Linked DNA regions of Mus musculus: all the other regions are linked to region 5. A link is a loop called in an ENCODE intact Hi-C map of the cell type or tissue named here. Cell type or tissue: heart. All regions are shown on one strand. Region 1 holds the start of Rab43 (RAB43, member RAS oncogene family). Region 2 overlaps Rab7 (RAB7, member RAS oncogene family). Region 3 holds the start of Copg1 (coatomer protein complex, subunit gamma 1). Region 4 holds the start of Isy1 (ISY1 splicing factor homolog). Region 5 has its middle 13 kb from the start of Gm34414. Region 6 overlaps Isy1 (ISY1 splicing factor homolog).

Region 1 (5,000 bases), 48 kb after region 5:
AGATGCAAAGGCCATCCAATCCTGGACTATTTAAAGAAGGGAGCTATACAGGTTAGAAAATAGGGCTGAGGAGGTATACAGGCCCATCTCTTCAAGTAGAATATAGCACAGTAGTTGTAATGGGAAGTAACTATAGAAAAAAAGAACTTGACTAAATTTGTTATTCTCAGCTTTCCACTATAGCAGAACTCTCTATACAAACAAGTAAGATTGAAACACAGAAGTGAGTAAGATAGTTTTTCCCTGACAACTGAAACCCAGAAGTACATAAGATAGTTCTGCTCTTGACAACTGGAACACAGAACCGAGTAATTATGATGGTTTTGCTCTGACCGATGGGGAAGCAGAGCCTCTACCTTCTTTGCCTTCCCAACTCCTGGGAACTTCCAACCTCAGCAGAGCTAGAACAGCAGCTGGCCTGTCTTTAAGGTTCCTCAGACCCTTCCAAAGCCCAGATCAGGTGGGAGACAGGGTTCCTTGTGGAGCTTATGCAAAGAGCCCGAAGTTCAACCCTCAACACCACAAAAAGAATAATTACCAGTAACAATGGCCTCCAGCCTGTAGAACACACCATTAAACAGCTGACTCACAACCGCTTATAGAAAGGACAAGCAACAGAGCTTTGAGGTATCACCACACAGATGCAGCTCTGCTGCTCCCAGGCCCTCGAGGCTGCCTCCTGGGAGGAAAAGCTGCAGTGACCATCAGGAAGGGAACTAACTAGCTGCACCATAGTGTATTGCATAACCTAAGCTCAAGTGCACAGTCCATCCAGGGCTGCACTAGGTGACAGGTTATCTTCACAGGTAAACAGGAATACTGCCCCGTCCCTGGCCAGTCAGCACAGGGATCCAGCACAGGGATGCTGGGCACAGGCCAACAGCTTTTCAAAGGGGACTCATCGTCTTTATGTTTCTGTTTTCATACTGCGCTTTGAATGCTGACTACTGGCATTATCGGAAGGCACCAACTTGACCACAGACATACTCCACCCATGGCAGCCCTTCCCTGGCCACCTGCTCCAAAGGAATGGTCCAGAACAGCTAAACCTGCCTGCCTGCTCTTGGCCCTTTTCCACCTCAAGGAAACCAAAATACACTGAAACCCAAAAGACACCCAAAAGACCGTTTAAAACGTTGCAAGCAAATCTCTAGAGGCACAGTGGTCATAAAAACAATGATTGTTGACTTGCTTTTTTTTTTTTTTTCTACACTATGGGACAGGAGAGAGGCAACACCCAGAAATTATCCCAACTTTATAGAAACAAAGAACAAAGTATTCCAGCCAAGGGCAACAGAGAACAGGCCTACAGCCACCCAAATGAGCAGCGAGCCACACCAGCAACAGGGTCAAAAGACTCCCATCCTCGGGCTTCACGTCTGAAAACACAAGACTGCCCCCACCCAGTTCTCTTTAAAGCTGTCTTGAAGATCCTTGTGAACCAGAAACCGTGAAAAACGGCAAAGGATTTCTGCAGGGTGGAAATCAGGAAAGTTACTAAGAGCCTCTGTGCACAAGAACAGCGCTGTGTCCTGTCCAGGATGCTACCTTTTTTTTTTTTTTAGGGAGGACAGACACCTAGGTTAAGAAACTTGATTTCATTCATCACAAATATTATTTATCAAATCATTGCCAGGACATTGTGACAACCACATCCTGCTGTTTCTGCTGGGGTCATTGCCAAAGTTTGCTTCTCTCCCCCACCTTCCGGTATCTGTGATGAAGTTTTCGGTTTCTATCAACCCTTAGTCGGGGAGGCCCCCCACCCCCACCCCAACTCCGCGCTGGCCCTGGTGGAGTGGAGTTCCACCACCGGGTCCATAAAAGAGACCGCGGGGAGGCGTGGCCAGGGAGGAAATTCTGACAAAAACTTTTGGACCTCCGGTCCTAGCAGCCACTACTTCCTGGTCCCTCCCGGTCACGGGGATGTCGTTATTTGGCTGAGTGCTCCCCAGAGGGCCGCGCAGGGAAGGGTCTGTCCCGGCATGCGTGGCGCTCACGGAACGGCCCGCAGGTTGCCTTCCACCGCAAGTTGTTTCGAAGGAGTCCCCAGGCTGAGAGACGGGGGGGCGGGAGTGGGGTGCAGGCTTCCTCCTCCACGCTCTGGCCGCCCACTGTCACCACTCCCAGAGCCCAAGGTGGTGCTTTCGGACCTGAACCCAGCACGGACATCAAGGCCCAAGCCCGTTCTGAAAGAAGGGGAAGCCGAAGGACTGGCCGCGAACCGCCCGCCGGGAGCAAAGCAGCGGGCCGCGCCGCCTCCCACCTTGACCCGCTTGCCCTGGATCTCCAGCGTCTTCATGGTGAAGTCGACACCGATGGTGCTGCCCTGACGCGCCGAGAAGGCGCCGGTCTTGAAGCGCTGCACCACGCACGTCTTGCCCACGCTCGCGTCGCCCACTAACACCAGCTTGAACAGGAAATCGTAGTGTTCGTCCTGATCTCCCGGGCCAGGGCCCGCCATGGCTCCGCGGGAGTCCTGGGACGCAAGGGCCCGGCTTGGGCTAAGGACAGCCGCGGGCCGAGGTCCGTGTGCCCTAGCCGGCCCGCCGCCGGGCTACGTGGAGCGGCGGCGGCACCTGAACGAGCTGCACGGCGGACCGATCGACCGTCCCGCTCCGCCCCGCCCCGCTCCGCTCCGGAGCCCCGAGGACTCGGCTCCGCCCGGGAGCGCACCGCCCGGCCCTCCGCAGCTCTCTGCCAGCCGTCGGTGCCGTGCCGGCCCACGGCTACCTCAGGCCCGCTCGTGCGCCGCCTTCAGGGCGGGGCGAGCCTCCCTGATCCCCAGCACCGCCCATCTCCCGCCACTCCGCCTCTGGGTCCCGCCCCCAGGACCGCCCAGTCTCCCCCTCCCATAACCAACACCTCCTAGCCTGTCAGTACAGTCCCGACCCCCCAGCACTCCCTCTAAGCTTCTCACCTCCCCGATCCTTCTCCGAGCACCGCCCGCACCCCACCACGGCCAAAGCCTCCGACCCTTCTCTCAACACCACCCCAATCCCGCCCTCAGCACCGTTCTTTCTCACTTCTCAGCACTTCACTAACCCGGACTTAAGCCCGGTGCGGATTCGCTGTCAACAACGCCTTGATCCTCTATTTGGTCCTGACCCCGCCCTTAACATCTCTTACCCCGCCCTAATCCTCCGGAGCCTCTTGGCTTGGACCTCGCCTTAGGCACTGCATCCAAGACGGAAATCCACCCGCACCTTTTCGTAGCCCTGGAGCTAACTCCTCCCTAACGCCTCTCAACTCAGCTCTCCGCGCCTCTTCAACTCCGCTTCGGTCCGCTGCGCCCCCATAGCAGGCTTTGGCCCCTATTAGGTCAACAACTCGTTATAATCGCCAGTTCATCATTCCCTAACCTCATGCCCTTCTCAGCCGGGCCCCACGTCCACCCCTCACTGACATGCCTCCGTCCCTCGCCTGGCCTGCACCCAGTGGGGAACAGGCAAGAGTCGTTTCGGGGCAGGGGACAGCTATGGCTGACAATGAAGGGCTGATGAGGCAGAACACAACTCAATGTTCCCTCTTCGGAGAATGGAAAGTTCTGGTGACACACAGTAAAGGCAGCTTCCCTTAGGTGAAAAAGGAAGACAGAGGAAATGAAAATCCTTGAGGGCAGAATGGCCTAGAGTTCCATTTGGAAGAATTGATAGAGCAGACAGGAGTCCAGTCAAACCTGGGGTGGCTGGGAACAGGAGTCCTGGTCCCAGCCAAACACCTCCTGCACAAGGGAAACCTGTGAGTCAGCCAGCTCAGAAGTTTGGCCTGAGAAACCTGAAGTCACAGAAATGGGACCCAGATGTCTGTAAACAGTTTGAACTAGATCAAATAGGCCCCATCCCTAAAAATGAGAGAAAGCTGAGAATACTCTAGCTTCTTTGGACAGCCCCCTTAGGCCCTGCATGGCTATTTGATTCGATAGTTTTTTAATAATGGCTGTTGCAAGCCAAACATTGTTCTAGGGCCTTGAGATCCATCCATGAACGAAAGGCAAAATCCAAGACAAAATCCAAAACTTCCCCAGTAAGGAAGGGAAGAGGAAACTTAAGGAAAGCAGAGAAAGCAAGCCCCCAGGCACCATCTCCACAGGCCCTGTGAGCAGCCTCACTGGCCAAGTAGATGAAAGGCAAAGGCTGAACCTTGGAGAAAACAGAAGAGTTTGTTCTGAAACAGTTGGAACTCCATGGCTGTGAGAAATGCCCAGCAGTTGCAGCCAGGACCCCCTAAAGTGCTGTGCAAAGGAATTCCAAGAGCCATGCTTTGCACACTCATGGTAGTGGAGAACTGCAGCCTCAAGAAACTGCCTCCATCCCAAGACGTGCACTGAACCATAGTGGTTTCCTTCCTGAAGTTGGCTGTGGGGTGGGAAATACCCCTCAGACAGGCCTAGCTCACACCAAGGGAAAGGGGAGTGCAAAGGCTGAGAGACTCGGGAAAGCAGAAGGGTAGTTAGTCATGGCTCGCTGGCCTCTGCTCTGCCCTGGGCTGGAATTGGTGCAGGAAAGAAGGTATTTTGGTCTAGATGTGGGTTCTGTCAGCAAAAGCCAATCCACCACTAAGACATTTTAAAAATTAGACTGTGTAACCAGGTGTAGTAGTGTGAACCTGTAATCCCAGCAATTGGGACACTGAGGCAGGAGGGTTGCCTTGAGTTCAAGGACAGCTTGGTCTATACAGTAGCAGGCTGGTCAGGGATGTACAGAAGACATTGTCTCAGAAAACGAAAAACATTGTACCCATGGTGAGGGCTGCATAACTCAGCAAATGTACTAAAGCCATTAAAATGAGAGCTGAGGAGATGGCTCAGCAGATAAAATGCTCACTGTGAAGGTGTAAGAGCCCAAGTTCAGAGTTCCAGCAGTTGTACTATGTCAGGTACTGAGGTGCACGCCTATAACCATAGGCAGAGCAGACACAGATGGATCCTGGAGGCACACTGGCCAGCCAACCTAGCCAAAACGGCAAGCTCCAAGCTCAAATGAGACCTTATCTTTAAA
Region 2 (5,000 bases), 230 kb after region 5:
ATATGTCCAATGGAAAAATCTCGGCAAGGAACTCAAAGGTGGCTGTGACCCACCCAGTACTCTGAGGGTCCCTTCTGATCTAGGGGACCCACTGACTACAACTCCCATGGTGAGACCCCATCTCCCACCTCCATCAGAAGGGAGAGTAGAGGCTCTGAGGGTGTGTGTGCTGACCTTTCCTGCAGGAAGGAGATTGCTCCCTTGAAAATCCGTCATTCCTAAAAGACTGCGAACTGCACCTCAAGAAACCCAGCAAGGAACAGATAGTCTTCCCAAGGAAGAAGGTGTGAAGAGGGTAGATTCCCCACTAGGAATCTGTGAATCTGCCAGATAGAGCTGCCTTCCGTCAGTCCTGGCTCTTGGGCACTTCAGCTGGGCTGTGAGTAATAGCTAAGTGGACAACCTGGGGGAAGTCTGGTTGTGGCTTCCTGTGCCAAGTCTGCAGGCAAAAGTTGGAGTTGTCTTCTTTTGACCTGAGAAAGGGATGCCAACATTGCTCTGAGTTCAAGGTAGGCTGTCTGGAATTGAGAAGCTGCTGGGTGAACTAGGATGGAAAGCATTGTCTCCAAGGAGGGACTCATCACGGCTGATGCCAACGATGTCTGCCATCTTGGCCTTCCTTGTAGCTCTCAAGAGGTATGAATGTTCCTGTGTGAACGCTGACACAGGGGCTGTGGTGGCAGGAACAGGGTTAGCCGTAGCTAGACTGTGTGTGCATGAAGTGTCCTCTCCACACACATTCCTTCCTCTAATCCAGGCCTCCCCCACGTCGGGGGTGCGCATCTGTTGGCCTTGCAGCAGACACCATGTTGGCTGTGAGGCCCTGTGGGGGAAGGCTTGCCTAAACACACATGAGGCCTGGTTCCTATCCTCAGCACTTGCAATAAATAGTCGGTGGGGAAAAGAGAAAGGAGCCTTCAACGCACATGGTTTTCCAGGTGCCAATAACAGCTAGTGGCAAAAGGGGATCGGCTTGCTGGGGTTTACTTCGGAGTTGTTCTTGAATGTTAGGTCTCATAAGAAGGAATTCATTAAGGCCACAGAGCATTTAAAAGGACATATGCGGCAAATATTCTGGAAGCTAGAGAAGGTAGCCATGCCCATGTTTTTATTTTTTTATTTTTATTTTTTAATTTTTTTTATTTTTTAAATTTTTTCATAGTCTTTATTCTTACAAACCCTTGTGTCGAGGGCTGACTTTCTTTTTTTTTTTTTTTTTTTAAAGATTTATTTATTTATTATGTGTAAGTACACTATAGCTGTCTTCAGACACTCCAGAAGAGGGTGTCAGATTTCGTTATGGATGGTTGTGAACCACCATGTGGTTGCTGGGATTTGAACTCAGGACCTTCAGAAGAGCAGTCAGTGCTCTTAACCGCTGAGCCATCTCACCAGCCCCGAGGGCTGACTTTCAATAGATCACAGCGAGGGAGCGGCTCTGCTACGTACGAAACCCTGACCCAGAAGCAGGTCGTCTACGAATGGTTTAGTGCCAGATTCCACACGAACGTGCGTTCATGCCCATGTTTTAAGAATGTTCTGCAGAGGGAGACAGGATTTGGAGGACATTCCAGTGTATCTTTTGTCCTTTAGATGGGTAATCAGCAAAGGCTCTCCCAGATTCTCCTTACCACCTGACATCTCTTGGTCCCTAAGAAGGGGACACTGGTTAACAAACCGCACAGCTGTGCGCAGGCTTTATGGCTTGAGAGGTCAGACTGGCTTCTTACTGGAAGAAGCGTAAGAGGCGAATTCCTATGTTCCCTAAGTATGTCAAAAATTTTTCCCAGCTGGGAGTGGTGGCGCATGCCTTTAATCCCAACACTTGGGAGGCAGAGGCAGGCAGATCAGGAGTTCAAGGCCAGCCTGGTCTACAGAGTGAGTTCCAGGACAGCCAGGTTCTACTCAGGTTTGGGGGGAGGGGGTGTATATGTCTGCAAGTGACTGCATTGGTAGATGTTTGGGTCCAGAACAAGCAGATCAATACTGGCTCTTGGGCGCCCCCTAGTGTATCAATAGGTAATGAGCTGGCGCCTATCCACCACCTCTCTCTGCATTAGGTTCTTTAGCCAGCTGTGGCTGTGAGGTCATGTGAGGCTGGAGCAGAGCACCCATCACATAGGCAAATGGGGCTTCTGGTTCTGGTTTTTCCAGAGCTTGTGTGGTCTATTAAAGGAGAACAATGGGACATAATAGGGTCTGAGCCATGGGTAAGATATAGACCTCACTAGCTGCTCTCTGCTGACAGATTGGGAAAGAGAGGCTGCCAATCTGACCCAGAGCAATCTATTCCAAGAAAGGTTAAGATCAGCTGTGCCTCAAACACCGGGCAGAATTAGATCTTCAGGAACTCAACTGTCTCCTTTTCCTTTTGTCAGGAGGCATGGCCCCAGGATCCCCTGGTATGTTTTCCTTGCAGAAACCCAGACCCACTTACATCCACAGAGCATCCACAGCAGTCTCAAGACATCACAGGGTATTACAGACTTTTAGTCACCTAGGCCTAGCCAAAGTATAGTCTAGACATTGGTAGAGACAGATACCATGTCAGTTTGAACCTTCGTGACCATGGATGAACTGGAGTTTAGAAACTTCCCAATGCACGACTCAGTAGGTACGATTCATCTGGGCAAAATGAGGGGGCCAGGTACTTAGGGTGCAGCCAGAACTCAGTGAGTTTCCTGCTCATTGCAATCTGCCAGTTCAGTCTTAGAGAAAAATGCTTTTTGTGTGTACATTAAGTTGTCATGGGCTGCTTGAGCACAATGAGCTGGCTCTGGAGAGGGCCTTCCTACTTCACACCCAACCATATTTTGTCTCAAAATGTCTTCAACAGCCCAAATCAATCTGGCTTGTGATAGGGAGAAAGGAAAACAGCAAAATAACCAGAGTAAAGGCCACGGTTTTGTTTCCAGTGGCTAAGAAAAAGATCCACACTAGGGTAGGTAGTCTAGGGATCACCCCCTTGCCTCTGAGCACCAAGAGTCCCATGAACATACAGAATGTCCCCACATAGCTTGATCTTTGAGAGAAAAAGACAGACAGCAGCTGTTCTTTGTTCTTGTTAAATTTTATTGGCATCACGTTCGTCTCTTTACAGAAGAACTCAGCCTACACCCTAGAATGTAGACCTCTGAAGGGGAAGTGCTCCAGGAAGCAAGCCATGATGCAGGGCAGGACCTCGGGAAGGGACAGAACTGCCAGGGCTCAACCCAAGAGACGGTGGGTTAGTGCTGGGCCACACTTGGGTGGGTGGGAAAGGAGGAGGGTCTGCTAACCTACAGGTACCACAACCCTGAAAGGAGCGCCTTCTAGAACAAAGGTAGAGTCACTGGGACAGGTCTGGTGGGTTCTCCTTTCCTCTTTGAGTAGGATAGTGACAAAAGGGCATCATAAAGTGTTGAATATAAGGAAAAAAAACAGAAAGGGAGAAAATGAGAATTTTAATTCTTGAAGTAACAGCAATTTATCCATTGTATACACTACTATATTAAGCAAATCAACCTTTTGGAAAATTTAGACACAGAAGGGAACTGTCTAGTTCAGTTTTCCCTTCAGAGAGATGAAAAGCTTTTTGGCTCTTAAGTCTGTGATAAAAGGCGTACATAATTCTTGTGTCTACTGTACAGAATACTGCCGCTAGCTGGACTTCCAAACTTGAGTCTCTAACACTCTGTAATCCAGACAGGGTTCAACCCTCCACCTTGCACGCCTGCGTTAGAGGACTTAAACACACAATCCAGGAATTCCTTACACTAATTTATACATTTTAATTGGTTGCATATATTAACATGTACTATAAGATTCTTTTCTAAGAAGCATTACATAATAAATGGATACTGTAAAAAGATCTGATTAGTTAAAAGTAACAAGCATTAACAGATACATACAAAACAGCCTGCTCAGAACGGAGCCTGGGCACCAGCCTTCCCACAGGACCTTCAAGGAGGGAGGGGTAAAAGACCACAAGACCGTTAAAAAAAAAATCAGATAATTAGACACAGATGAACTGTGAACAGTTCTCTCACTCTCCAGTGGACAAAAAGAGTAAGCTTTCCATGCCCACTGCACCCCAGAGCACCCAGGGTCTCTGCCATATGCCTGCCATACACAGGGCCCACGAGGCGGGCAGCTGCCCCAGGAGCCCTGACAGGCACAGGCTGGAGTTTGCTTGCTGTGTGTGTGTTGTGTGTATGTGTTTTTGTGTGCACGAGTGTGTTTTGTGTATGTGTGTGTGTTGGGTAACTGTTCGGTGGAGTTTCTTTTGGCAGCTGGATGTGAGAGCTCACGTTCTGGTCTGTTTGGAGGAGGAGGGACGCATATTGAAGGCCTACGTGTGTGTTCTTGGTCTGTGAAGGACTCTGTGCTCACTGCCCCTTCAACAACTGCAGCTTTCTGCGGAGGCCTTGGCCCGGTCATTCTTGTCCAGTTTGATGGGTTCAGGGAATTCATTGTACAGTTCCACTTCTGTTTCCTGGATAGGAGAGAGAGAGGGAGGGAGGTTGATGACTGGAGTCACAGGGACAGATCCTGACTGTGTACCCATATGAAAGGGTGGCAGAATTTGTGAGGAGTGTCAGCAGCAGCCACAGCCAGAAGTGTGCCAACTCAAGTTCTGACCACTGCGGACCACACACAGCTAAGGTTCTGGATTTCTGTCATTCTGTCATAGGGTTCACGTCACTGCCAGTTCTTAACTGTCGGCTAGGGCTCTGCTCAAGGCTCCATGGTCTCGGGATGCTCGCCTTGCTCCCACTCAATCTTCTGGGCTGCTGGCCGGGAGCTGGTTCTTCCCAGCCTTTGTTTCCACATAGCAGCTGAAGGGGCAGAGCTACCGTGATGCCGTCACCCCCACGTTGCATGGACTTGAGTCACTGGGGTCTTCGCCTGAGGAGTGACTGAGTGCCTACACACCAAGCGCTAGGGCCCAACCACAGCACTGTACCCAAGAAGGGGAAAAAGGTTCCTAACAGTGTTATTTTCATTTTATTCACACTAGC
Region 3 (5,000 bases), 120 kb after region 5:
GGCTCACAACCATCTGTAATGGGATCCGGTGCCCTCTTCTGGTGTGTCTCAAGAGAGCAAAAGTGTACTCACATACATTAAAAAATAAAATAAATCTTTGAAAAAATTAGTATTATGGCCTACTTAGCCACAAAAGATGTTAAAAAAAAAACTAATCAAAATGGATGAAAGTACTAGATATAAGAATCAAAAGTCTGACTCTCTGAAGAGAACAGAGATGAAAATGATCTTGGCTTAAGCAATGATTCTTCAAGATGACACCAAATGCTCTCAAGGAAAGAAGACAGATAGTCTTCTATTTCCTTCCTTAAAACTTCTTTTTTGAGCTGTAGACATGGCTCAGCAGTTAAGAGTACCGGCTGCTCTTCCAGGGGTTCTGAGTTCAATTCCCAGTAACCACATGATGGCTCACAACCATCTGGGATCTGATGCCCTCTTCTGGTGTGTCTGAAGAGAGCAACAATATACTCATATATAATAAACAAACAAACAAATAAATAAATCTTAAAAAATTTCTTTATCAAGAGTAAACTTTATTAGAACTTTTGTTTTTGTTTGAGACAGGGTTTCTCTGTGTAGCCCTGGTTGATCTAGAACTCACTGTGTAGACCAGGCTGGCCTTGAACTCACAGAGATCTGCCTGCCTCTGCCTTCCAAGTGCTGGAATTAAAGGCATCTACCACCATGCTCGGCTTTAAGTAGTGATTTTTTAAAAGCAGAGTTCCCATCAAATTAACACTCACTTCAGGGCAAAAATACATTTTAAAAACCTAAAACCCTGACTAATGCACCAAATGGCTGTTTTTATAAGAATGGAATCAGCAGCCAACTCTCTGGTTTCATCTGTATAGTCTATAATATTAAGTAATACGAGCCAGGAAGTGGTGGCGCACACCTTTAGTCCCAGCACTTGGGAGGCAGAGGCAGAGGCAGAGGCAGAGGCAGAGGCAGAGGCAGAGGCAGAGGCAGAGGCAGAGGCAGAGGCAGAGGCAGAGGCAGAGGCAGAGGCAGAGGCAGAGGCAGAGGCAGAGGCAGAGGCAGAGGCAGAGGCAGAGGCAGGTGGATTTCTGAGTTTGAGGTCTACAGAGTGAGTTCTAGGATAGCCAGGGCTACACAGAGAAACCCTGTCTTGGAAAAAAGAGAAAAAAGTACTATGAAGCATTGCTAGGTGGTACAGCCATGCTCACTGGCTACCTCACACAGTTCCAGCAAAGCCGAGCGAGCCAACTGCTGCAATCGATGCTCTTCTAACTCTAACTTTTGGTTTTGTTCCCTGCATGTTGCATTCTTGGGGACTGTATGTGTTATGATTCAGTTTATGTCTTTTCCTGGGGAAAATTATGAATTATGTCTGAGTCTTTAAGAAAAATCCTAAAATTAACTTTATTTGGAAGTCTTCCTTATGCCCTGGAGATCATTAACCACAGATAAGCACATAGCTCCATGAGGCCATTACTCCAGGAATCGGCTTGGGGTATCGGCCCCTGAGCAAACTCACGAAGGATAACTGATGGAGGGCAAACAGACAATTGATGAACTCTGTCCAAAATAGATTACAGATTCAATGTCTCTTTTTTATTATAGGCTTAAAGCTCTCTGAAAATGGAGTTTAAAGACAGGGAGTCATACAGGGCATACCCCTGGAGGAATAAACTCAGTAAACAATTTATATTGACTAAAATAAACATTTTCTACTATGTTTATCATGTTTAATCATGTTTTACATGATAAAACATATAATGAAGTTAGATAGTCATCTTTGCAGCTCATAAAAAGACCAATTCAGATATTTCCTGTTTGTCTGGAGTGCTTTAAAACTGCAAACACTGCCAGCCTACAAGCAGCCTGCCACATAGTAAGTGTGTTTGTTTTGGAGGAGACAGTCTTTAGATTCTTTAAATTGGTGTTATAGGGCAGATAATAAGAATAAAATCTGTTGTTTATATTTTCTATTTGTAACTGAGCTTTTAACCCTGGTTATGTAATGATAAGTCAGACATATTTTGTACTACTGGATAATCATTAGCTTGTCTTTGTTCTGTGAAACTTGTGTAAATAAAGACGCTCTTGGTTGCTAGTCAGTCAGAGCAACAGAAATGGCCTGATCTCTAATAAGTAAGTCAGAGTTACAGAAATGGCCTGATTGCTATCAAGTCAGAGCTGCTAAATTCCCCTAACTATCTGGCTTGGCTTGCCTCACCCTCTCCCCTTGCCTAATACTCATCTTCTCTGTGGGCCAATTTGTCAGCAACAATATTTGAATTCCTTGTCAAACCACAAGTTTTATAGTATTTGGTAGAAAAGACTCATTTAATAATTTTCACAACTGAACCTGGCCCTCAGACTTGGCAGCAAGCACCTTAACTTAGCGGCTGAGCCATCTCATTGGCTCTATTTTTTGAGGTGGAAGTCATGTAGGTCTGGTGCAGGGGGATGGCCTTGAACTTCTCATCCTCCTTTCTCTGCCTCATGAGTGTTGAAATTACTCGCTATGTCCAGTTATATCTCAATGTTAAAGCACAAATGTACATAACTCTATTCATTGCCTTACAAAGCTAGACTCGGATGGAATCGGTTCCTTGGCTAGCAACAGATGCCCTTTTCCCTCTCACCACCATCTCTGTCATGGTGACTCCTCTGGCCTCAATCCTTGGGGCCAGTGAACTTGTTTGAGAGCAGCTTCCCAATAAATTTGCCCTTAAAATATTCTAACCTGACTTGAATTGGCTCATTTTACCGGTGGCGGAAAAATAACCTATTAGTGAGACTTACTTCCGGAAAATGACAATAAAGAGTAGCAGGGAACATGTATGGGGTCAGCGTGCTGCATGCAACCCTCCCATCAGAATGCCCTTTAAATTCAGCCAGGGGTAACTGCAAACACAGCAGCCACAGGACCACAAGGGGGCGCAGAAGCGGAGCACCCGCAACCGCAGGTCTAGGCTCCGCCTCCAGTGTCTAGCCACGCCCACTTTCCTGGGTCTCACCCCTCCCCTTCCGCCCTCTTCCACCTAGGTTTTGGCAATCTCCGGACAGGCAATGAAAAAGGTGGGCGCAGTTGTGCGCAGGCGCAGACAACAGAGTGCGCAGGCGCAGTCCATAGTGCAGTGCTCAGGGCGACGTGGCGGGCGGGAGTACGGAAGCCGCAGGGAGAAGCTGTTCTCACCGCTACTCTGAGCATCTTCCTGCTGCGTGGAGCTACCGCTGACACCATGTTGAAGAAATTCGACAAGAAGGACGAGGAGTCTGGTGAGGGCCCCTTGAAAGACCTGGGGAGGTCAGATCCTCGTAGGGGTTCATGGGACCTTCCTTGGCTTCCTTCTTCCGGGCCTCTGTCAGAGCCAGATCCGAGGCCCAAGAGGGGCAGGGGCTTGTGCGCAGGTCCATCTATATCTGTTCTCGGAGGAAACGTGCTGTTTGCCCTCTCCAGCTCTGGCCAGGATTTCTGCGTGACCTTGTGCGGGTAACACTCCTCTCTGGGCCTCAGTTTCCCCATCTTGTCAGAGGAGGTTCCCAGGCTGGATGTTACCTTGCATTTCACCCGACCTCTTGGTATTTGCTGCGATAATTCTTTGCCTATCTGGGTGTAACCAGTCCTACAGTTAATAACCCTGACCGTTTCATTCATTCAATAAACTACAATTACTGAACATCAGGCACCTCACTGATCATAATATTACAGTAGCTAAAGCAAGTTCGATACTAGATGCCTGCAATAGGAATGTTAGGATGGAGAGCCCAGACAGTAACCAGATAATCGCATGCATAATTTTTTAATGTAATATCTGCTGTCAGGGAAACTCAGTCACAGGTTAGTTAGTGTTGGTTGTCTCCGACACATAGATTCATTTAAGTTCTGGTTGCATAGATCAGTGCCAATTATTGAACCCTAAAATGCTCAGAAAGAATGCTTAGGTGACTGTGAGAGAGCCTTGACGGCCTCTGGTAGATGATAGAGACTTCCTTCTCTCTTCCTCGTGTTTGGCAGGTTTAGGGTCACAGTTCGGGGCTGTAACTCAGTTGATAGAGTGCTTGCTTAGCTTGGGTGAAGCCCTGTGTATGATCCACAGTACCATGTAAACCAGGAGGCCGAGGCGGGAAGATCAGATGCACAAGAGCCGACCTCTGCTACATTTTGAGTTAAAGGCTAGCATGCGATACATGAGAGTCTGTGTCAGCACAGGAAAAAGGAGAAAAGCAGTTCATTCAAGATCACAACCGTAATCAGTCTTCTCTGTGCACTGCAGGTGGAGGCTCCAACCCCCTCCAGCACCTGGAGAAGAGTGCCGTACTCCAAGAGGCAAGTGCCACCATGCCTGTGTCTGGTCAGGAATACCTGCCAGCCCTGCTGTCAGATACTAACATACATGGAGTGCTGGTTTATAAAGCCTGGGTCCAGGAAGATGGGACTTTATTCATTGTATTTGCTAGTGTGGCTAGTATTAGGGCAGCCCAAGGGAAGACTTCTGGTATGGTTAGTAGATAAATTAAGAAAAATAAACTCTTGGGAGCTGGACAGATGGCTCAGCGGTTAAGAGCACTGGCTGCTTATTCTTCCAGAGGTCCTGAGTTCAATTCCCAGCAACCACATGGTGGCTCACAACCATCTGTAATAGGATCTGATGTCCTCTTCTGGTGTGTCTAAGACAGCGACAGTGTACTCGTATACTTAAATAAAATCTTAAATAAATAAATAAACTCTTCCCACTTGAGAATACATTTATGTGGACTGAGTTAATACGTACCCTATGGTTCTCTAGGCCCTTCATGAACTGAGGGGCAGCTGTGGTAGAAAAGTGTACTAGGCTAGAGGTAATGGTTGCTTCTTCACAGGCTCGGGTCTTTAACGAAACTCCCATCAATCCCCGGAAATGTGCTCACATCCTCACCAAGATCCTTTATCTCATAAACCAGGTAACAAGATGAACTTGGCAGGGAATACAGGGGAGGTTGTGTAAATGGAGATGTACCCTTACGCTTTTGACAGCTCTGTGATTGGA
Region 4 (5,000 bases), 75 kb after region 5:
ACTCATGATGGTATTTGTGAATGGATCTAGCTAATACTGCTGATCTGTGTAAACTAAAATGCTGATATCCTGACAATGAAAATTAGATTTGCTCCAAAGAACTATTTCTCAACAGGTACACATCCTCCTCTGCTCTGTTAATCTTTCCTTTCCACTGCCTCTGATGGATGATGGACTAGAAGGGACATTAAAACATTTAAGAACCCTCATTAAAAATAGGTTGTAAAAAATCTAAACCTACCATTGGTTGGTTTCTGGCTTTTTGAGACAGCATATTCTGTGTAGCCCTGGCTGTCCTGAGACTTGCTCTGTAGACTAGACTGTCTTTGAAGTTAAAGATTGGCCACCTCTGGCTCCCGATCTTTGGGATTAAAGGCATGTGCCGCTGCCATCACCAGGCTGGTTTTTATTTTTTAAAATCATACACATGTGCAGAATGTACTGTGATCATATCTATTAACCTCTCTGACCCCTCTCTCACTCCTGATACGATAACGTATGCACCACCATACACCACTCTAACCAGAAAACAGCCTAGTTGTCTGTCTGCTGCCAGTGGCTATCAGAGGAGAGCATCAAGACTGGCTTTTGCAAAGTGATGTTCATTTAAGTGCTGCCGCAGCAGTGTTAAGTCAATGGTCCCTAAATGTTACACAGGATCAGGAAGAGAACAGTTTTTTTCAGTTGGATTGTGAACTACACAGAAAGCGCACCTGCTGAATTTGGAACTAGAGATTTTGCTCCTAGCTCTTCCTCTCACCATCACTGAGACGTGGTCTCACCAAAATCTAAGTTTCCCTTCACAGCACATATTGTAGCTTTTATCTTGCAACGTTATGATGACTTACTCAGATAAACGCATGAAGTCAAGCAGAAACAGACACACAGTCTAGAGAGTCAGCAAGATGAGTTTAATTTAACTTGCCCTTCAGATTGCCCCTTCCAATCAACTCTGAAAGGAACCTGGCCAGTGGAAGGTGGATATATGAACATGACATCAATACAGGACACACCCTCCTTCAGAAGTAGCTGTTCAAGACCACTGTTTCCTCTCCTTTTTAGGTTTCTGTTCTCAACAGTCTGTAGTGTCCAAAACATCCTCTGTAAGCATTCCATGGCTTCCTTAAATGTTTATGCATCTGTTTTATTTAACAGGAGTATGTATCTGTTTGCCCCTATGTATGTGTAAATACCACCCCGCCCAAAGTGTATTAATGTTTTTTTTCTACTTAGTATTATAAAGCACAGACTGACAAGAAGGCCTATATATTTGAATGTGTCCATATTTTGCACGTGGTTATGCATATACTTACACCTGATCCTTAAACATAATTTGGTATATGCATATAGATAAATATCTACCAAAATGGGCTGGTTTTGTAGATAAGACTATACAGATTTCAAAGACATCAATAAATCTCAGAAGTATGAAAGCCACTCCGTATACTTTTAAGGGGATTTTTACCTTTAATTTTTTAATATTTTTTGTATGTGTATGAGTGCTTTGCATGTATGCATGTAAGTGCACCACATGAGTGTCTAGTGTCACTTAACAAGTGGGTGTTGGATCCCCTAAAACTAGAGTTTTGGATGATTGTAAGCAACCATGTGGGTGCTGGGAACCAAAGTGAAGTGGTTTTTGATCACTGGGCCATCTCTCGAGGTCCACGGACACTTTACTTTGAAATTACTACAGTAACTGCGCCTCTTTGAACCAACACTGTGTCTGATCTCATACTTCCATATTAAACGCTTCTTGAGTGAATGAAACCGAGAATCACAACCTCTCAACAGATCAGCCCATCCTATTCATTCACTCACGGTTATGTCACACACGTCTAGAGAATGTCAGATTCTGTCCTCGGTTTCAGGCAAGCAAAGGCGTGGAGACCCTGCCCTTTAAAAGGTCCTATCCGTGGAACCTGAGAACGCCCGGGCCGTTCAGTCTCTACGCATAATGTGCTTCACCCAGACTGAACCACCAAGACGCAATACAGCTCCCAAACTCAGTTTTCTTGCCATTTCTTACAGCTACGCCAGGTGGGAAAAGAATCCCGGCATAGGCCAGGGAGCCCGAGGCCGCACACTGGCCCAGACCTCGGGTCCCCCGTGAGCCCCATCCCTTCCCCAACGCACTCACCATGGTGCCGGCGAGGGCGCCCTGGCGCCGCTCTGCAACGCAACGTGCTCAGGCGCCCGGAACAAGGCAGGCAGACGCGGGAACGGAAAACAGCGGACAGTCTGGTCTTTTTGTCGGAAGACTAAATGGAAAGGACCGGAAATTAAGGACCGGAAGCGAGGGAGGGAGGACGAGGGAGGGGAGAGAATTGCAGTGGAGCTTCGGTAGGCGGCTTCCCGCCGACGCGTGTCCAGTGCGTCATCCCGCGCCTAAGTCAGCAAGACTACGCTTGCGCGGCAGGAATGTGTGCGTCATTTGTCGTTTGGTTTCGTTCTGCTGGTAACTGCGGTCAAAGATTCGCCTGCCTCTGCCCTTCCTGAGTCTTCTATGACAGCAGATGACCTTTTTGAAAATGACTGCACCTCTCTGAATGCACTGAGTGTTCATAGCCCCTAGGGACCCTGCGTGGAGTTCTGTCACCTGCCTGGACCCGCCAGGCGCAGGCACTGGGGCAAACCATAGCCATTGGGGCGAACCTGTCTTCCTGGGAGGCTTCTTCACCGCTGCCTGCCATTTACCTGGAGCTGAACAGTGACTGAGACTATGATCGTCCTCCTTTTAAGAAACGTGTATAATTATCATTATTCTTTATTAAAGGTGGCTGTTTCCATGAAACTGACAGATGTGATCGTGAAAGAAACATTTAAGCCAAGGAATCAGCTCTCTCTCCACACATTCCCAGAAGGCAGAGACCACATCTTTTAAAATACAGAGATGCGGTGGTGGCGAACGCCTTTAATCCTAGCACTCAGGAGGCAGTGGCAGGCGGATTTCTGAGTTCGAGGCCAGCCTGGTCTACAAAGTGAGTTCCAGGACAGCCAGGGCTACACAGAGAAACCCTGTCTCGAAAAAACAAATTAATTAATTAATTAAAATAAAATACAGAGATAAGGCCAGGCTTGTTGGCTAATGCCTTCAATCCCAGCATTTTGATGGCAAAAGAGGCCAGTTTCTGTGAACTGGTGGACACCCTGGTCTTCATAGAGAGGAAATCCAGGCGAGCCGGGGGTGCATAGTGAGAACTTGCCTCAAAAACTAAAGAAAAAGGCAGCTTGGATCCCAAGACTCAGAAGGCAGGCATATCTTTGAAGTTTGAAGCTAGTCTACAAAGTTAAGTTCCAGGATAGCCACACGAAACGACTCGAAAAACAAAAACGTAATGAGAAGAAAATGAAATACGGAGTAAGGTCCAGAGAAGAAAAAGCTACCTGGAGCAAGTGGGAAGTTAGAGACTACGTGAGTCACTTAGCAGAGATGGATTCTGGAAATGGTGGTGGGCTCTCCCACTGAGTCAACACTAAGGAGAGTACCCTGTCATAGTCCATGCAAGAATGTTACCACCGTGCATATAAGACCAAATTAGAGTCCCTTATTAGTTGGCAACTAGTGGGCAGGCTCTTGTCCCAAAGCACACTGCATCAAAGCTCAGGTATACGGCATTTATTGAGCTAAAAACCAGTGACATTTGCAGTCAGATGTAGGTGACAGGAACCAGAATATTTGTTTTGGTATGCATTTGGCAGACGTTTTTGGCTGTACATCTCAGCCATGGTCAGCTCACTATATCGGCTTTCCAAGATCTCAGCAGAGGCGTGAACTAGTAGTTCAGGATCAAACAGGTTCTGACAGATACTTTAGAACATATATGTAAGTGGGCAGCCGGTCACCCAACTAGATTCTGTGTCCCCCACTTCTTCCAAATAGGTTGTGGGGATGTAACCAAATGATTGTCGGTGGTGCTTTGGGTCAGGAGCCCCAAGAATTTTTGCCTTAACTCTTAATTTCTGCATTGCTAAAGCACTGATATTTCACATTCAGAGATTTGTGGAGTTCTGACCTTTTCTGGCTGGGGGGAGGGGGAGCCAATGGAAATGAAGTCAGAGATGAGCATTCCTCTACTTCCCATGAAATGAAAGAACACTAGGTTAAATGCCTAGCACATTAAAAACAAACCCCAGCCCTCTCCATTTCCCACCCCCTTCCTTATTCTGAGAGATGACCCTAATCAGGAACCACCAGCTTAGGCTGAGAACTGGCAGTATCATGAGCAGTCGAGAGCCCACTGCCAGGCCCAGGCCAATTCTCTCTAAATTTAAGGAGAGGAATTTTTGAATTTGAATGGTTTTGGCCATTGTCTTAAAATATTTTATTCCAAACAATGGTCATTCTTCACATTAAGACATGGGGGGGGTGTCACTAGGTTGTTCTGCTGGCCTGTGTAGCTCAGGTTAGCCTCAAGCTAAAGACATGTGTCTTGATACCCGACTTCTAAGACTTATTTTCATCCAGGATCTCAAGTAGCCCAGGCTGGCTTGGAACTTGCCTTGTAGCTGAAAATGGTGCCTTAAACTCTGATCTTCCTGATTGCCGGGTGTTGGCATTACAGGTGTGCAGCCACACCTTGGATAAAAACCCACAAAGCTTTTAGGTTTTGGGTTTTTTTTTTTTTTTTAAGGTCTTGTTATCCATCTTAGGCTGATGTGGAACTCTATGTTAATACTGTTTCAACCTCCCAATGTTGCAACTACAGGTGTATTCCACTACACCCAGCTCACAGTTCAAATGAGGGGAGTGTTTACTAGCAAGTCTGATGACCTTAGTTTGATGTTGGAATTTACACGTAAGAGAAACGCCTCCTACAAACTGTTCTCTGACCTCCACATTCACACCCATATGCACAGAATTTTTAAAAAAGTAAAACATTTAAGAATCCTCAATGAGACAACACGATCTATTTGTCAATTCAATCACTTCATTAGAAAAGCCTTGTTTTGTCATCTATGCCAGGATAGAAAAATGTAGTAGACTGAGTTGGTTGAAA
Region 5 (5,000 bases):
GAGAGCATACCAGGCCTGAGGCATGGTAAGTGTGTAGGTAGACATCTCTGTGTAGTCAGCAAACGACTAAAGCTTCAAAGCAGGTGAAATTAAACTACAGTATTTGCACATTTATATTTCCATATTGGCCCAATAAATAATACCAGACAAAGAATGTAAAAAGTCGTGCGGGCATGGTGGCGCACACCTTTAATCCCAGCACTTGGGAGGCAGAGGCAGGCGGATTTCTGAGTTCGAGGCCAGCCTGGTCTACAGAGTGAGTTCCAAGACAGCCAGGGTTACACAGAGAAACCCTGTCTCGAAAAACAAACAAAAAATGAATGTAAAAAGTCTAAAACACAAAATCAACAATAACACCACCAAATAGCGTTACCTGTATAAGCAAGCTGCTACAGATGAACTTCACATTCAGGAAAGTTAAAACCAGTATTTTCTATTTTTCCGCATGCAAAACAAAGCTTGCAATTCATACCAAACATCTTAGAAAAGGAGATAGAAGAATTTATTACTAATCTTTTTCACATGTAATATGTTAATATATTGGCTTAAACCCACTGCATCCTTTCGTTTATAGTACCCCTATATAAACTAATTTTATCAGCCGAAGTTCTACTAAGTATTTTAAAATTCTTTTTCAATGTGAAAATCTAGGATTTCTCTGAGAATCGTGTATACAGTATATTCTGATCAAGCTTTTCTCCTCCCTCAAGTCAAGATCCTTCCTACCCATCCAACTCCACAGCCTTTCTTTCTCTTTAAAAAAAAAATCAAGAATTATACACATACAAACCCCACAAAAATTGAAACCAAAACGTGCTAGAAAAAAAAAAAACAACAACAACAAAGTGCCCAAATGAAGCAATCGGACACAAAAAGTCTGCAAGAAGTTAGTTGAGTTTGTTCTGTTCTGGCCATCTACTGCTGTGCATGGGGCCTCCCCTGAAGTGTGATTAATATCCCATGAGATTCCACTGGGGAAAATCAGGAGTTGGTTGAAGATAGCTTCTTGCTTGGGGTAGGACTCTGTGTCCACTTCCCCCTCAGTGCTGGGACCCCATCTGGAAACTTCTGTCTTCTTAATAAAGGCCTCGTAATTATTTGATTGAAGAGTTCTTGAGAAGTGAAGTCCTAAGTTCTATCCTAACATCAAGAGGGGGGGGGGAACCACTTTTTAACCTATCTACTCTTCCTCCAGAAGGAAATACCTAACTCCTTCGTCGAAGGTGAGCGAGGCTGTCAAGTATGAGCCACACCTGGCAAGCAGAGTGTGGCAGGAGTTGGCGGTGGGAACACAGACTCAGCCACAGGGCTTGCTGGTCCTTGCTCTCCTGGACCATGTGTGCTAAGCACACCCAGTCAGCCCTGTCCAGACAGCCTTGAGTCATCCAGCCATCAGCTCAGGAGTGCATCTCTGAAGTGATGCCACCAGCCCCAGTTAAAACTTCCAGGGACCATTAGTAGCTCACGGGCAATTCCCCTAGGCTCTTCCCAGGGTCACCAGCCACCACCAGGTGCTTCATTCAGGTGTGGGCTGCATATAAAAGGACTGCCCGCCACTCCAGCTTGCTCTCTCTGCTCCCACATATTCCCGCCAGTCTTTCCTGTTTCTTGTCCTCCTCTGTGTCCCCTCCTCTTCTCTGCCCTCATGGCTCTGCTCCTGTCTGCCTGCCCATCTACTTTGTCTATTCATCTGCTTCTACCCCTTCTTCAGACCCTCACTCCCCTCCCTTTACCTAAATAAACCCCCTTATACCAGATCTGTTGCATGGCATAATTCCTCAGGGAGGCACTTGGGCATGGGCCCGTCAGGTACTCCCTCCCCGCCGCATTATATCTCATAACAGTGACAACTGCAGCCCTTCTGAGATCCTGCCTGCAATGTCTAGAACTTTCTCCAGCAAAGACGAGCGTTTCTGACCTACAAAAACCACCAATAAAAACAAATGAATGTTTTGGAGAAGCCGCTGTGTTTGCAGGGTGGTGTATTACGCTGCATGAGTAAATAACAAACACGTTCCCATGGTAAACCCATGCTTCGTTAACATACACGGTGGGGTAGGAGGCCTGGCCAGTGATCCCTAAACAAGTTAAAAGCAGGAAGCCAGCTGAAGGGCACTCATAAGCAAAAAGGTATTGGGAGAAGAGCGTTCCTGCTCAGGCCTGATGCTTCCAGTCCACATCAGATACAATACACCCAGGCCAGAGGCTGAGCTGAGATAAGGCTCAGATGCAGGGGTCAGGCAGCAGCAAGGCTGGAAGATAATAGACAAGGGAGGCCTGTGAGCTCTGAAGCTCCAGAGGCCCACCCCATGCATACCCAGTGCTCTGCCACTTAGAAAACATAACTCAAAGATGATGATGATAATAATAATAATAATACCCAGAGCTTGAAAAGCCAGTGTAGGGGCCCTTGGATAGAAGGGTGAGAGTGATGTATTGGATACTGAATTGAGGAACAGGGCAGGGAAAGCGGTGATTCCACAGCAGGTCAGGGAAACACACAACAGTGTGAGAACAGACGTCCTGTTTGCCCATTCTGACTCTTTCTAGAAGTGCTTCTCTGCAATTTTGGAATTGTACTAAGTGTTTGTAACTTGTTAAAAATGTTTTCTGGGAAATTCTAACCAATGTCCTTCTTTCACCTTCTGGCAAAAATATTCCATTGACCTTAAATTGCTTTTCTCTCCTGACACTCAACTAAGAGGAAGTAATTCTACATTGTCGCCACTAGGTGGAGAACTCACTCACTGGATGAAAGTACAGAGAGCAAGGTGACCAGCTCTCCCAGCCTGAAGTAGGAGTTCAAGTTCAACCCAAGAGGGCCTTAGGACAGTCCCTTAGAGTCTGCTCTATTTTTAAACTTATACATGTATACATTTGTAAATTTATATATTTTACTATTTTTGTTTTTTTGGAGGTGTGTCTTAATCAGGGTTTTACTGCTGTGAATAGACACCATGACCAAGGCAACTCCTTTAAGGACATTTAATTGGGCTGGCTTACAGGTTCAGAGGTTCAGTCCATTATCAAGGCAGGAACATGGCAGTATCCAGGCAGGCATGGTGCAGGAGATGAGAGTTCTACATCTTCATCTGAAGGCTGCTAGCATAATACTGACTTCCAGGCAGCGAAGAGCCCATATCCACAGTGACAGACACACATACTCCAACAAGGCCACACCTACTCCAACAAAGCCACACCTCCAAATAGTGCCATTTCCTGGGCCAAGCATATACAAACCATCACAAGGTGGGTCTTGCTATGTAATTCAGAGGGTCTTCAATTCCCAACCCTCCTGTCTCAACTTCCTGAGTTCTGTGATTATAGATATGCCTAGTTTTCTCTGAACTGAACACATTCCCTCGGAGACCGAGGCTTGTGAGACTCAGGAGGTGCGCAAACATCACATCCCTGAGAAAGCAGAGAAGTGAAAGGTTCGTTTGGAGATTGGGTCTCCCAGTGCTGGTCAGGCTGAGATCACCCACCTCCAACTCACAGAGATCTGCCTGGCTCTGCCTCCCAAATGCTGAGATCACCCACCCCAGCTTGCTTGCTTGCTTTTCTTTTTTTTTTCTTTTTTTTTTTTTTTTTTTTTTTTTTTTTTTTTTTGTTAGTAGAAATATTTTATTGGTGAGACCCCACCATCTGCACAAAGTGGTCCTGGAATCAAGCTCCTTCCTCCTTGGCAATGCGATCTTTCTTGAGTGGTCCCATAAATGCTTTCTTCTCCTCCATGGTCTGGAAGCAACCATGGCCAAATTTGGAGGTGGTGTCAATGAACTTCAGGTCAATCTTCTCCAGGGCCCGACGTTTGGTCTGAACAAGCAAGGACTTACGCAGAGTAAGTACTCGCTTCTTGGTCCCCACCACACAGCCTTTGAGCATGATGAAGTCATTGGTCACCTCACCATAATGGACAAAGCTACCCAGTGGGTTGATGCTCTTGTCAGACAAGTCATAGTCAGTAGATGCATTGTTCTTGATCAGTTTGCCATCCTTGATGAGGTAGCCTTGACCAATCTTGTAAATCTTCTTGTTAATCTCTGTTCGGTGATGGTAGCCTTTCTGCCCAGTTCGAGCCACAGAAAAGGCGACACGGGCAGGGTGCCAGGCTCCAATACAGGCAACTTTGCGCAAACCTCGATGGGTCTTTCGGGGCAGTTTCTTTGTATGCCAACGACTGGTTACCCCTTTGTACCCTTTGCCTTTTGTCACGCCAATGACATCAATCATCTCATCCTGCCCAAACACCTGGTTCACAGGAACCTGCTGCTCCAGCCTCTCTCGGGCCCAGTCGAGCTTCTCAGCCACAGTGCCTCCATTCACCTGGATCTCCATCAAGTGTGCCTTCTTCTGGCGTAGAGGAAGCAGATGCATCTGAGTGTGGGCAATGATGCGGATGACCTGGCAGTACTTCTTCATGCTGTTGAAGTCCTTCTCCAGCTGCTTCTTGCCTGTGTCATCCTGCCATTTCTTACAGTACTTGGTGAAAGCCTTCTTCTTAGACTTGTGCCAGTTCTTATAGAAGCGCCTTTTACACTCATCGTTGATGTGCTCAGCAAATACAGTCTTGAAGGTCCGGAGGCCTCGTGGGGTCTCAACATATCCCACAATGCCCACAACCACCATTGGGGGAGTTTCCACAATGGTCACAGCCTCCACGACTTCTTTCTTGTTCACCTTAGATCCTGGCCTGTCAACTTCCCGGACGATGTGGGTCATGCCAGCCTTGTAACCCAGAAAGGCTGTGAGGTGAACGGGCTTGGAAGCGTCATCCTTAGGGAAGCTCTTCACTTTCCCACGATGCCTGCTGCTGCGCTTGCGAGGCAGGAAGCCCAAGGACCCATGCCTGGGAGCTGAGAATTTCCTGTGAGACATCTCGCCGCCACACACCACAGATAGAGCGCTTGCTTTTCTTATAAAGGTAACTTTATTTTATTTTATTAACATATATAAGAAATAAATGTAATAAACCAAATACATGAACAAAAAATACAAGA
Region 6 (5,000 bases), 62 kb after region 5:
ATTAAATTATCAACTTTATGAATTACAGAAATAAGCAGGTAATGATAGCAAACATCCCTGATTCCAGGACAAGGGAGGCCAGCCTGGGCTACCATACAAACTCCAGGCTGGCTCGGGCTGCACAGTAAGACCCTGTCTCAAAACAAAACAGGAAGAATGGCTCAAAACAAAACAGGAGATGGCTCAGCAGCAAAAAGTGTTTGCTATGCAAACCCGATGACTCAACTTCAACTCCTAAAACCGTGTAAAGGAGCCAGATGCAGTAGGCAGCACATATCTGTGAATCCAGACTCCTGTGTCAAGACGGGAAACAGAAACAGGAGAATTGCTAGGAAACTGGAGGGCGGGCCAGCCTAAAGTACACAGCATAGAGGTTTAAACAAGAGAGCCTCTGCCTCAAATACAGCAGGAGAGAGCCAACTCCCAAGTGCTGTCCCCTACATGCACATGGGAGCACACATGTGCCTGCAGTTACATACAGACACATAAACATCATTTTTTGAAATCACAAAAATCTTCTAATTATAAGAATTATAGAAACAAAGGCTGGCCCACCAACAGAACACGGCTTGAAAAATGGCTAATCCATACAATGACCCTTCCCGCTTTCCTTCTGGTGCTGAGGCCCTAGCCCAGGGCCTCCCTGCACAGGCTCAGCAGGTGCTCCCCATCACTGCCCCTGGGATGCACTTGAACTCCTCACAACCACTGGGGAGGAGCCTTTCCATGCATCAAGGGGTGTCACAACAGTATGGGACAGCCATGTTTTGGCAGACCTCCAGTCACTGCCCACATCTGATAATGGCAACTTTATCTGCCACTTTAGGTCATGTCCTGTGAAGGGGTGCTCATCACACTGGCCAGAGCAAAAGCACTGCCATCCTCCTGACCGTAAGGAATAGGTTTAAAATGCACTCATGTGAAATAGAAGAAGAAACACTTTCAGTCAACTGGGATTGATTAATACTTTACCTAATGTGGAACAACTAAGCCTACAAGGAAGGGGCCTACAAGGGAGCCTGAAGATAACAATGGGTCCCAGTCACCTCTACAGAGTCCAGCAGTGGGGCAGCAAGGGGACCCAAACCTCTCCTTAACTCTACTGAGACGGGTGACTCATGCGCACCACTCTTGAGCCAGGCCTGGTCGCATAGGAGACTGAGGCAGGATATCACTCAGACCTTTGAGCTCACGAGTTTAAGACATGCCTGGGGTAAAACGGAAAGGCTCTGTGTCGTCAACAACAACAAAGCCTACCACTGAAGGAAAAACCCAGCTAAGGGCTGAGGATGGAAGTCGGTGGCAGAGTGCTTGTCTAGCAAGTGCAAGCTCATGGACTCAAATCTTAACAAGGCAGAAAACTTTGTATAAAATTCAACGATGAGATGGCTCAGTGGGTAATGGTACTCAGCAGAGGTCTGATGACACACTAATAATGTCAATTACAATTAAAAAAATGAACGATAGATGAAAACAAAACAAAAAACAAGAACAAGAACAACAATCACAAAAATGAGACACGATGATACAGGTCTGTAATCCTAGAACTATGAAGGCTGAGACAGAAGTTAGTTGGCAAGTCTTAGGCCAGCGTGAACAATGGTTTTTTTGTTTTTTGTTTTTTGTTTTTTAACAAAAAGGATAGATGTCTATATTCCTAACAGGTGGATATAAGAAGATGAGGCATTCAAAGCCTGGGGGTACATGAGACCATGCTACAAAAATATAGAATAAACTTAGGAATACAAATTTTAAACTATTTTTTAAAATCTGGGAGCAATAATTCCTACCAGATAGCATACAGCATACTTCTCTCACTCAGTAGCAACAATTAAAGGCCAACGCACTCTCAAACACATGAACTACTTACGTTCTTTCTCAAATAGCTCTCTGACACCAGGCAAATCTTTTGCTGCCCCAAAGTACTTGTAACCTCGATTTCCTGGGACTTCTTTACCTTCATGATCCAGCATCTTGGGGCCAACTTTCTTGTTGGGAAAGAAAGAGGAAGAATAGATCTGACACACAAGCCTGCTCTTTTGTTCACAATACAATTTGAGATAATAAGGTCACACATGAAAAACACTCTATATAGAAGAACATTTGTGCACTGTTTTCAAAACCCTTAAAAGTGACCCTAGAGAGATGTGGCTCAGTAGTGTTTGTCTAGCATGCAAGTAGCCCTGGCTCGATTCCCAGCACCACAAAAAAGTAAGCTTAAAAAAATGAAAAATGCTGGCCCGAAATGGTGGCATACACCTTTAATTTCAGCACTGAAGGGCTACGGAAGGAGGCCTGATGACCTGAGTTCAATTCCCCAGGACCCACATGGTAGAATTAAAAAAAAAACTTCTACAAGTTGTCCTCTGACCACTAAATGTGCATTCTTTGTGTACATGCACACATATAAATAAATGAATAAGTAAATAAATATCATTAAGAAAAATTAAAAACCAGGCTAGAGAGATGACTCAATGGTTAAGAGCACTGACTGCTCTTCCACAGGTCCTGAGTTCAATTTCCAGCAACCACATGGTGGCTCACAACCATCAGTAATGAGATCTGATGCCCTCTTCTGGTGTGTCTGAAGACAACTATGGTGTACTGCTATACAAAAAGTAAATAAATATTAAAAAAAAGAAAGAAAGAAAAAAGAGCACTGACTGCTCTTCCAAAAGTCCTGAGTTCAATTCCCAGCAATCACATGGTGGCTTTTTGGCTTACAATCATTTGTAATGGAATCAGATGCCCTCTTCTGGTATGTCTGAAGACAGCTACATAGTACTCATATAAATAAAATAAATAAATCTTTAGGAAGAAAAAGAAAAAAGGAAAAATTAAAAACCAAAAGAAAAAAAAAAATAGGGCTGAGGATGCTAATGCTGTATTGTGCTTCCTTAGACCCGAATATAACTGGGTGTGGGGTGCATGCCTAGAATCTCAGCACTTGAGATCAAGGCTAGGTTAGAGCATATAGTATTAGGCAGGCCTGAGCTACAGAGTGAGACTTGGTCTGAGAGAAAGAAAAAAAAAAAAAAAAAACCACCACCAACAGACAAAATAAAAATATATCAAGGGGCCTTGGGATGCACCTACATCTAACTGACACAAGGCTCTGGGGTCAATCCTCAGTACCACATAAAACCAGGCATGGTGGTATATGCCTGAAACCCTAGCACGAAGGAGGCAGACATGCAAGATTAGCCTTAGCTACTTCAAGGCCAACCTGAACTACATGATACCCTGTCTCAAAAGATAAACAAGCATGGATAATACCTTTTTAGAAGTGTTTAAATAAATGTTCCTACTGTATATTTAAAAAGAAAAAAAGGTAAACAAACAAAAATAATAATAAATATAAAAAATAAGATAGAATGGAAAATGCCAAAGTACATTACAGAGTTTTCCCAGCACACTTGGTGTGCATCACATAGCAGCATAAAGTGTGTGTGCTGGGACTAGGAAATGGTTTAGACTGTAGAAACACATCCTGTTCTTGCAGGGGATCTGCCTTCAATCCCCAACATCCACATCAGGAGGCTCACAGGTATTCTGCTCAAATATAACAACTGCCTGTAACTCCAACTCCTGGGAGATCAGACTCCCCCTCCCACCTCCATTGGCACCAACACTCATGTTTGTGTTCTCGTTCTCTCTCTCTCTCTCTCTCACACACACACACACACACACACACACACACACACACACACATACACACTCACTCACACACACACACAAGGCCAGCCTGGTCTACATAATGAGTTCCAGGAGAGTCAGGAGTCTCTACATAATAGGAAGACCTTGTCTCAAAACAAACAAACAAAGTGTGGGAGCATGTGTCTTACTATAATCATGATACTACAGGAGGGAAGACAGCAGACAGGAATGTCTCTGGGGAGCCAGGCCAAGGCCTGTGCCATGCGGGATTTCAGGATGGTACCACCATCCTTTTCACTGCTTCTCTGCCCTGCCACCCTTGGCCCCTCTGGACAGGATGGACTGAACTTACAGACAATGCACACAGACAATGCTTAGACAAGTCATCAGCTTGTCCCAGGTGCCCCTGGAGCTCTAGCTACTTACTCCATAATCAGGACCGCCCAGCTCCTTGATGCGGACCTCCCAGTGTCCTTTCTCCCTCAGCAGCTTGTTAATTTCGTCATTCAGGTCCCGAATTCGGAATTCCCCTAAGCCAGCTAGAAAACAAAAAATGTTAATATCATTTCTTCAAGATGCCATGCCCAATAATGAATGTCAGTACTTCCAATCATGTACTCAGTGTTACAGCTTTAGAAAGAAAGGCTTCAACCCCAAAGGTACACTGCATAAAACTACTCATTGAAGTTCAGAAGAAAAGGCCTGGTGTGGTGGTGCATGCCTTTAACACCAGCACCCAGGAGGCAGAAGCAGGCAAACCTCAGTGAGTGAGTACTAGCCTAGCCAGGGATACACAGTGAGACTCCATCTCAAAAGTAAATAAATAATAAATTGATTAAGGAAAGTCACTAACACCCAAATAAAGGAAGACCAAGTACTATAAACAAAGATTCCCAATAATGTGGGGTTAAAAGTCTTTTTAAAAACTTCATCCTCAGCCGGGCATGGTGGCGCACGCCTTTAATCCCAGCACTCGGGAGGCAGAGGTAGGTGGGTTTCTGAGTTTGAGGCCAGCCTGGTCTACAAAGTGAGTTCCAGGACAGCCAGGGCTATACAGAGAAACCCTGTCTTGAAAGAAAAAAAAAAAACCTTCATCCTCTGGGCTGGAGAGATGGCTCAGTGGTTAACAGCATTGACTACTCTTCTGAAAGTCCTGAGTTCAATTCTCAGCAGCCACATGGTGGCTCACAACCATCTGTAATGAGATCTGACACCCTCTTCTGGTGTGTCTGAAGACATCTACAGTGTACTTATGTAATAAATAAATCTTTAAAAAAAAAAAACTTCATCCTCACTAAGTGATGGTGACACACACCAGCACTTGGGAGACAGAGGCAGGTGGG

What was found. Peaks named below come from ENCODE experiments on the same cell type or tissue, not always from the same donor. Only the 100,000 strongest peaks of a DNase experiment are listed, where the experiment ranks them.
Region 1: a loop joins it to region 5, with 2.7 times the contacts of the local background. A loop is called at or near these places in 7 of 42 quality-filtered maps.
Region 2: a loop joins it to region 5, with 14 times the contacts of the local background. A loop is called at or near these places in 9 of 42 quality-filtered maps.
Region 3: a loop joins it to region 5, with 4 times the contacts of the local background. A loop is called at or near these places in 4 of 42 quality-filtered maps.
Region 4: it touches region 5 in a loop (2.5-fold over the local background); 6 of 42 quality-filtered maps call a loop at or near these places.
Region 6: it touches region 5 in a loop (4-fold over the local background); 9 of 42 quality-filtered maps call a loop at or near these places.

The regions. Positions count from the first base shown.
Region 1 is chr6:87,809,081-87,814,080 of GRCm38, forward strand. Rab43 (RAB43, member RAS oncogene family) reads right to left here and starts at 2,699. Exons shown (of 3, transcript NM_001039394.1): 1 at 2,267-2,699. The coding sequence starts at 2,464. In heart, a CTCF peak has its summit at 2,762; DNase peaks (open chromatin) are centred at 841, 1,391, 1,841 and 2,801; H3K4me3 peaks cover 2,653 bases; H3K27ac peaks cover 1,913 bases.
Region 2 is chr6:87,996,057-88,001,056 of GRCm38, forward strand. Rab7 (RAB7, member RAS oncogene family) reads right to left here. Exons shown (of 6, transcript NM_009005.3): 6 at 3,050-4,474. The coding sequence ends at 4,379. Among named protein-coding and RNA genes, the nearest start is that of Gm34872, 6.5 kb to the right of the region's middle. In heart, a CTCF peak has its summit at 2,010 (motif pointing left); a DNase peak (open chromatin) is centred at 2,005.
Region 3 is chr6:87,884,824-87,889,823 of GRCm38, forward strand. Copg1 (coatomer protein complex, subunit gamma 1) reads left to right here and starts at 3,117. Exons shown (of 24, transcript NM_017477.2): 1 at 3,117-3,249; 2 at 4,248-4,300; 3 at 4,834-4,914. The coding sequence starts at 3,213. In heart, no CTCF peak of the experiment used is centred here; a DNase peak (open chromatin) is centred at 3,018; H3K4me3 peaks cover 1,747 bases; H3K27ac peaks cover 1,359 bases.
Region 4 is chr6:87,836,504-87,841,503 of GRCm38, forward strand. It overlaps Isy1 (ISY1 splicing factor homolog), which reads right to left and starts at 2,256. Exons shown (of 11, transcript NM_133934.4): 1 at 2,141-2,256. The coding sequence starts at 2,143. In heart, a CTCF peak has its summit at 2,350; a DNase peak (open chromatin) is centred at 2,388; H3K4me3 peaks cover 2,272 bases; H3K27ac peaks cover 1,548 bases.
Region 5 is chr6:87,761,327-87,766,326 of GRCm38, forward strand. It overlaps a transcript of Efcc1 not described here and the pseudogene Gm5879. Among named protein-coding and RNA genes, the nearest start is that of Gm34414, 13 kb to the left of the region's middle. In heart, a CTCF peak has its summit at 2,724 (motif pointing right); no DNase peak of the experiment used is centred here; H3K27ac peaks cover 1,411 bases.
Region 6 is chr6:87,823,501-87,828,500 of GRCm38, forward strand. Isy1 (ISY1 splicing factor homolog) reads right to left here. Exons shown (of 11, transcript NM_133934.4): 6 at 4,084-4,196; 7 at 1,871-1,988. Among named protein-coding and RNA genes, the nearest start is that of Isy1, 13 kb to the right of the region's middle. In heart, a CTCF peak has its summit at 2,745 (motif pointing left); no DNase peak of the experiment used is centred here.